Regions from separate parts of the Homo sapiens genome. Here region 2 is linked to region 1. The links are chromatin contacts, found by Hi-C or POLR2A ChIA-PET in ENCODE. All regions are on one chromosome and are shown on one strand. The core of a region is the stretch at or near the end of the contact, and the rest is flanking DNA. Distances in the headings are between cores, read along the strand shown. Region 1 has its middle 76 kb from the start of CDC25A. Region 2 overlaps SHISA5 (shisa family member 5).

Region 1 (2,745 bases), core at 185-2,684:
AATTAGGCTGGGTGCAGTGGCTCACGCCTGTAATCCCAACACTTTGGGAGGCCAAGGAGGGTAGATCACCTGAGGTCAGGAGTTCGAGACCAGCCTGGTCAACATGGTGAAACCCCATCTCTACTGAAAATATGAAAAATAGCCAGGCGTGGTGGTGCATGCCTATAATCCCAGCTATTCAGGATACTAAACCTTCAACATATGGGATCTGACTCTATCTCTGGGTAGATAGTGCCAGAATTAAACTGAATTGGAGGACATATAGCTGGTGTCCACAGCTGAAGGACTACTTGCTTGGTGTGGGGGGAAAAACTCCCGTACACTGGTCACAGAAGTATTGTTGACTGCTGAGTAAGAGAATAGGAAAAATCACTTGGTTGTTTTTTTTTGTTCCTCCACCTATAATGTCATGTTTGGTGTCAGAAGTGGGATTTACTACACCAGCCCTGCTCATGGAAACATGTAGTTTGGGAAGAAAAAGGATAAAGGGTGGGAGGTGAGGAACTTTTGATTCCTGGGTGGCCGTGTGGTCCCCCATGGTACGAAGTATCAGCTGTGCTACAATCAGTTACAAAAGGTAAAAGTTACCAATAAAATTTAGAGATGGATCCAACTCCCAGGGAGTAGGTTTACCAAATGGATAAAGAAATGCAAACTAGGCTGGGTGCAGTGACTCACGCCTGTAATCCCAGCACTTTGGGAGGCCGAGGCGGGAGAATCACTTGAGGTCAGGATTTCCTCAACACCAGCCTGGGTGACATGGTGAAACCCTGTCTCTAATAAAAATACAAAAATTAGGTCGGGCACGATGGCTCATGCCTGTAATCCCAGCACTTTGGGAGGCTTCAGCAGGCAGATCACCTGAGGCCAGGAGTTTGAGACTAGCCTGACCAACATGGAGAAACCCCAACCCTACTAAAAATACAAAGTTAGCCAGGCGTAGTGGCATGCGCCTGTAATCCCAGGTACTCAGGAGGCTGAGGCAGGAGAATCGCTTGAACCCAGGAGGTGGAGGTTGCGGTGAGCCGAGATTGCACCATTGCACTCCAGCCTGGGCAACAAGAGCAAAACTCTGTCTCAAAACAATGACAACAACAACAACAAAAATACAAAAATTAGCTGGGCATGGTGGTGCGGGCCTGTAGTCCCAGCTACTTGGGAGGCTAAGGTGGGAGGATCACTTAAGCCTGGGAGGTGGAGATTGAAGTGAGCCTAGATTGCACCACTGCACTCCAGCCTGGGTGACAGAATGAGACCATGTCTCAAAACAACAAAAAAGAAATGCAAACTAATAAGAAAAAAACACAAAATTTCAATTCCTTGTTTACTGTTATATATAATAGCTAAAAATGAAAGTAAAAGGGAGTTCTGGGTCAATCTTGATGCTAGACTAAGTTTAGCTTTCAGTTAGTCTGAGCTTTGGCCACAAGCCACAAAGCCTCCCCCAGAAGGGAAAAATTATAGAGAGACAACAGAAAGTACCTCTAAGACCTGTGGTTACCAAAAAGGCAGTCAATGCGGGGAAGCAGCAAAACCAAGATACTGTGAAAACTAGAGGGATAGTATGAAGGAAGCGTTTCATTTTGCAGATTGGTATCATCAGGCTCCTGAGGAGGCTTTACTAAAATGGATTTTGAGAGCAACAAATTTAGGAGCAGTATCTTTGGTTTGAAGTGCTGCAGAGTGAAAGAGCATGTTTGGGTTGATACAGGACCCACAGCTCACTATGGAACAATCACAGATAGCTCTACGACACACAGACACATAGGAGGTTATTCCCAAGGGAACAGCCAGCCTGATGGACTGGATAAAAGCCATGGTAAGGTCTGTTTACCCTGCAAAGGGGGACTGCCTGGCTCCACCTACAAATGCCAAATAGAACACTCAGATGAAGCAGCTGATATACTTCATATGCAAGCCATATGGGACTGGCTTTAGGATAAATGACATATTCACTCACTTAATATTGCCAAGAACCCTTTAATGGGAACCCCAGCCCCCTAAAATAACTATATTGCTGCAAAAGGGAAAGACAATTCGGGAAGCCTTATCAAATGTACTGTCTCAGATTCCCCTCACGAGTCTTTCAGATGCTAATAAAAACACTACGTTAGCCATTGTTTCGGACAAAGCTCCTGCACTAGGCCCCAAAAGACCAGACTAAAAACTAAAATGGGCCGGGCAAGGTGGCTAACGTCTGTAATCCCATCACTTTGGGAGGCTGAGGCTGGCGGATCACCTGAGGTTAGCCGGGCATGGTGGCGGACACCTGTAGTCCCAGCTACTCGGGAAGCTGAGACAGGAGAATTGCTTGAACCCGGGAGGTGGAGGTTGCAGTGAGCCGACACTGCGCCACTGCACTCCATCCTGGGCAACAAAAGTGAGACTCTGTCTCAAAAAAAAAAAAAAGGAAAAAACTAAAATAGAATTACTCATGCTAAAATTATATGTTAAGAAACCAAGCTGTTTACCTGACCTTCTGAGAAATCAGAAGAATGAGAGATAATAGCCAAATTCCAAAACAGGCCAGTTTTATGTAACATGATGATGAAGTTCCCTCTGTGTGTGTTTTTTGTTTTTTTTTTTTTTTAGACAGAGCCTCGCTCTGTTGCCCAGGCTGGAGTGCAGTGGCGCGATCTCAGCTCACTGGAACCCCTTCCTCCCAAATTCAAGCTATTCTCGTGCCTCAGCCTCCTGAGTAGCTGGGGCTACAGGCACGTGCCACCATGCCCAGCTAATTTTTTG
Region 2 (3,003 bases), core at 183-2,682, 370 kb after region 1:
CCAAGCTCTGGCTCTCTCTGGCTCTCTCTGGCCTCCAGCGCCTCTGGCCAGGAAGCCGCCTGAGGCCACCTCCTACAGAAACGACTTCCCACCTCCCACACCCACCCCATCTGCTCTTTCCATCTTCCACAGAGCAGCCAGTGTGGTCTTCCTAAAACTCCATTCGGTCCCCAGCGCTCCCAGAACCCTCTGTGATGCCCACTGTCCTCAGGACGAGGCCCACTCCTTGACTGCCTCCAGGCCCACACAGGCTGGGCATAGGCATCTCCCACGGGGCCATCTGAAAGCCCACAATCCTGGGCCTCAGGGCAGGACAGCCGCTCCTGGGCTCCTGGACGTGGAGGGGAAGGCCTGTAGAGATCTCAGGCTCCAACCAGCCCTGAGGTGTTGAGGAGGGGCACAGCTGCACTTCTTCCCCTCCTCCACGCACAGGAGCCCTGCCCTGATTCTGCTGTAGCCAGTGAGGCCCCACACCTGCCTGGGCCTACAGGATGGGATGGGGCAAAACAAGAACCCAAGCCCCCCACTCAGGCCCAGAGCCCAAGGTCTCTTCCTCCAAAGGGGAAACCCTGCCCTCCTGGGCAGACCTTTTCTTTAAGCGGCTTCTAGATCCACCAGGGAAGAGGGGAGACAGCAAGTGGAACAGACCCAGGCAGGAAAGCCCGCCCTAGTGGCTGCACACCCATTCCACCTCCAGGAAGATGTCACAACTCCTGTTACGGTGGCAATAACACAGGCCGGAGCCCAGCCAAGGGGACTGGGGTTTGGGGGCTGGGGTTGCTCCTTGGTTCCCTGAGAGGAGAGTCCTGACACAGTAACCATGACCCACAAAGCTTCACACAGGAACTGTGGCATCATTGGTTGTCCCAGGACCTCTCCCCACCGTTATCACCCCAATACCATGTGCTTGCCAGCACCACCATCACCCCATCACCATCACCATTGTCACCAATGCCCAATCACAATATACCCGCCCCCATCTACCATCATCGCATGCCCACTACAGCCCCTTCTCTGTCACTCCTGCCCCCATCGGGACCCATCAGTCATCTGCTGACTCAACCCAGCATCTAGGTCAATGTACCCCGGACCCCTGGCCCTTCAATTGTCAACCCCCGACCACAGTCACCCACGTCCCCACCACCCCAGCACACTAATGAAGACACCTTCACAGCATAAGGAGCAAGTGTCCTAGTGGTCAGATATGGTGACAGTTTCTTGGGCTCCACCCCAATGACCGAATCATCCCAGTCCCCCAGATGCACACTGGCCCCCCTGAGCCCTCTTGTCACCTTTGCCAGGAAGATGCACCCAGCCAGCAGGCTTTACTTACCCTGACATGGGGTCGTTGTAGCCAGGGCGAAACCTCAGCGCCGAGCCCAGCTGCTCCACCGGCTCTACACTGGCAGGCACGCTGCAAACAGGAAACCTTGTGATTAGCACAATGAAGCCCCACCGAGCGCCAGCACAAACACTACCTTAGGGCACCACAAAACGTGCACAGAAGCTACTATGAACCGGTGGCTTCAATGGCCTTCCAGAGGTGGACTCTGCCCACACCGGGATCTCATAGCACAAAGCCACACATCCTCTCAGGTGTCCACCAGACTGTCTCCAGGAGAGAACATATGTTAGGCCACAAAACAAGTCTCAGCAGATTTTAGAAGACAGATACCATACAAAGGATCTTCTCTGACCACAACAGGATGAAGTTACAAATCAGTAACCACATTGCCACAAAGTTTATTATAATTTTTTTTTGTTTTTGAGATGGAGTCTTCCTCTGTCACCTAGGCTGGAGTGCAGAGGCACGATCTTGGCTCACTGCAACCTCCGCCTCCCAGGTTCAAGCGATTCTCCTGCCTCACCCTCCTGGGTAGCTGGGATTACAGGCACCCGCCACCATGCGCAGCTAATTTTTGTATTTTTAGTAGAGACAGTGTTTCACCATATTGGCCAGGCTGGTCTCGAACTCCTGACCTCGTGATCTGCCCGCCTTGGCCTCCCAAAGTGCTGGGATTACAGGCGTTAGCCACCACACCTGGCCTACATTTCCACAAAGTTTTTTTTTTTTTTTTGAGACAGAGTCTTGCTCTCTCGCCCAGGCTGGAGTGCGGTGGCGCGATCTCGGCTCACTGCAAGCTCCGCCTCCCGGCTTCACACCGTTCTCCTGCCTCAGCCTCCCGAGTAGCTGGGTCTACAGGCGCCCACAACTACGCCCGGCTAATTTTTTGTATTTTTAGTAGAGACAAGGTTTCACCGTGTTAGCCAGGATGGTCTCGATCTCCTGACCTCGTGATCCACCTGCCTTGGCCTCCCAAAGTGCTGGGATTACAGGCGTGAGCCACCACGCCTGGCCTCCACAGAGTTTTTTTAAAAAGTACTAAAACAACAACAACAACAACAACAAAAAACTCCTACCTTGGGAAACTAAGAAGGTACAAAAAAAAAAAAGCAAAATAAAACCAAAACTCTTGATTTGTATTGTGTTAAATAAGAACTCATAAAGGATACTTACCTGGCAGGGGAGAAGATATCATGATCACGAAGAAGTAATAAAGGAAACTAACAAGTATGTAGAACTAAATGATGAAAATACATCAAAATTCGTGAAACACAGATAAAATAGTTCTTAGAGGGAGATTTGTATCTTTAATAGAATTTATCAAGAAATGGGGGGGCCGAGGAGGGTGGATCTCAAGGTCAGGAGTTTGAGACTAGCCTGTCCAGGATGGTGAAACCCCATCTCTACTAAAAATACAAAAATTAGCCGGGCTCAGTGGCATGCACCTGTAATCCCAGTTACTCGGGAGGCTGAGGCAGGAGAATCGCTTGAACCCAGGAGGCGGAGGTTGCAGTAAGCTCAGATCACGTCACTGCACTCAAGCCTAAGTGACAGAGCAAGACTCAAATGTCAAAAATAATAATAATTTATCAGAAAACAGGAATGGTTAAAAATAAATGATATGGGCCAGGGGAAGTGACTCATGCCTGTAATCCCAG

Evidence for each region. A loop is a pair of places that touch in the nucleus more often than their neighbours do. ChIA-PET counts read pairs that join two places held with the same protein, here RNA polymerase II (POLR2A). Pooled maps may share reads with other maps.
Region 2: a loop to region 1 is called in a pooled map, with 3 times the contacts of the local background. The contact joins two enhancer-like sites. A Hi-C loop is called at or near these places in 1 of 37 single-sample maps with no recorded cell type and 4 of 50 pooled maps. POLR2A ChIA-PET finds 5 or more read pairs at or near these places in 2 of 52 experiments (HEK293T and WTC11).

What each region holds. Positions count from the first base shown.
Region 1 is chr3:48,111,202-48,113,946 of GRCh38, forward strand. No RefSeq gene overlaps it. Among named protein-coding and RNA genes, the nearest start is that of CDC25A, 76 kb to the right of the region's middle. RefSeq lists enhancers at 2,192-2,693, 2,694-2,745. Within about 2 kb of position 1,435, at least 4 of the 41 ENCODE cell types and tissues checked have a DNase peak (open chromatin) inside an H3K27ac peak, as active enhancers do.
Region 2 is chr3:48,477,844-48,480,846 of GRCh38, forward strand. It overlaps SHISA5 (shisa family member 5), which reads right to left. Exons shown (of 6, transcript NM_016479.6): 3 at 1,334-1,414. Among named protein-coding and RNA genes, the nearest start is that of TREX1, 13 kb to the left of the region's middle. RefSeq lists an enhancer at 1,629-1,678. Within about 2 kb of position 1,433, at least 6 of the 41 ENCODE cell types and tissues checked have a DNase peak (open chromatin) inside an H3K27ac peak, as active enhancers do.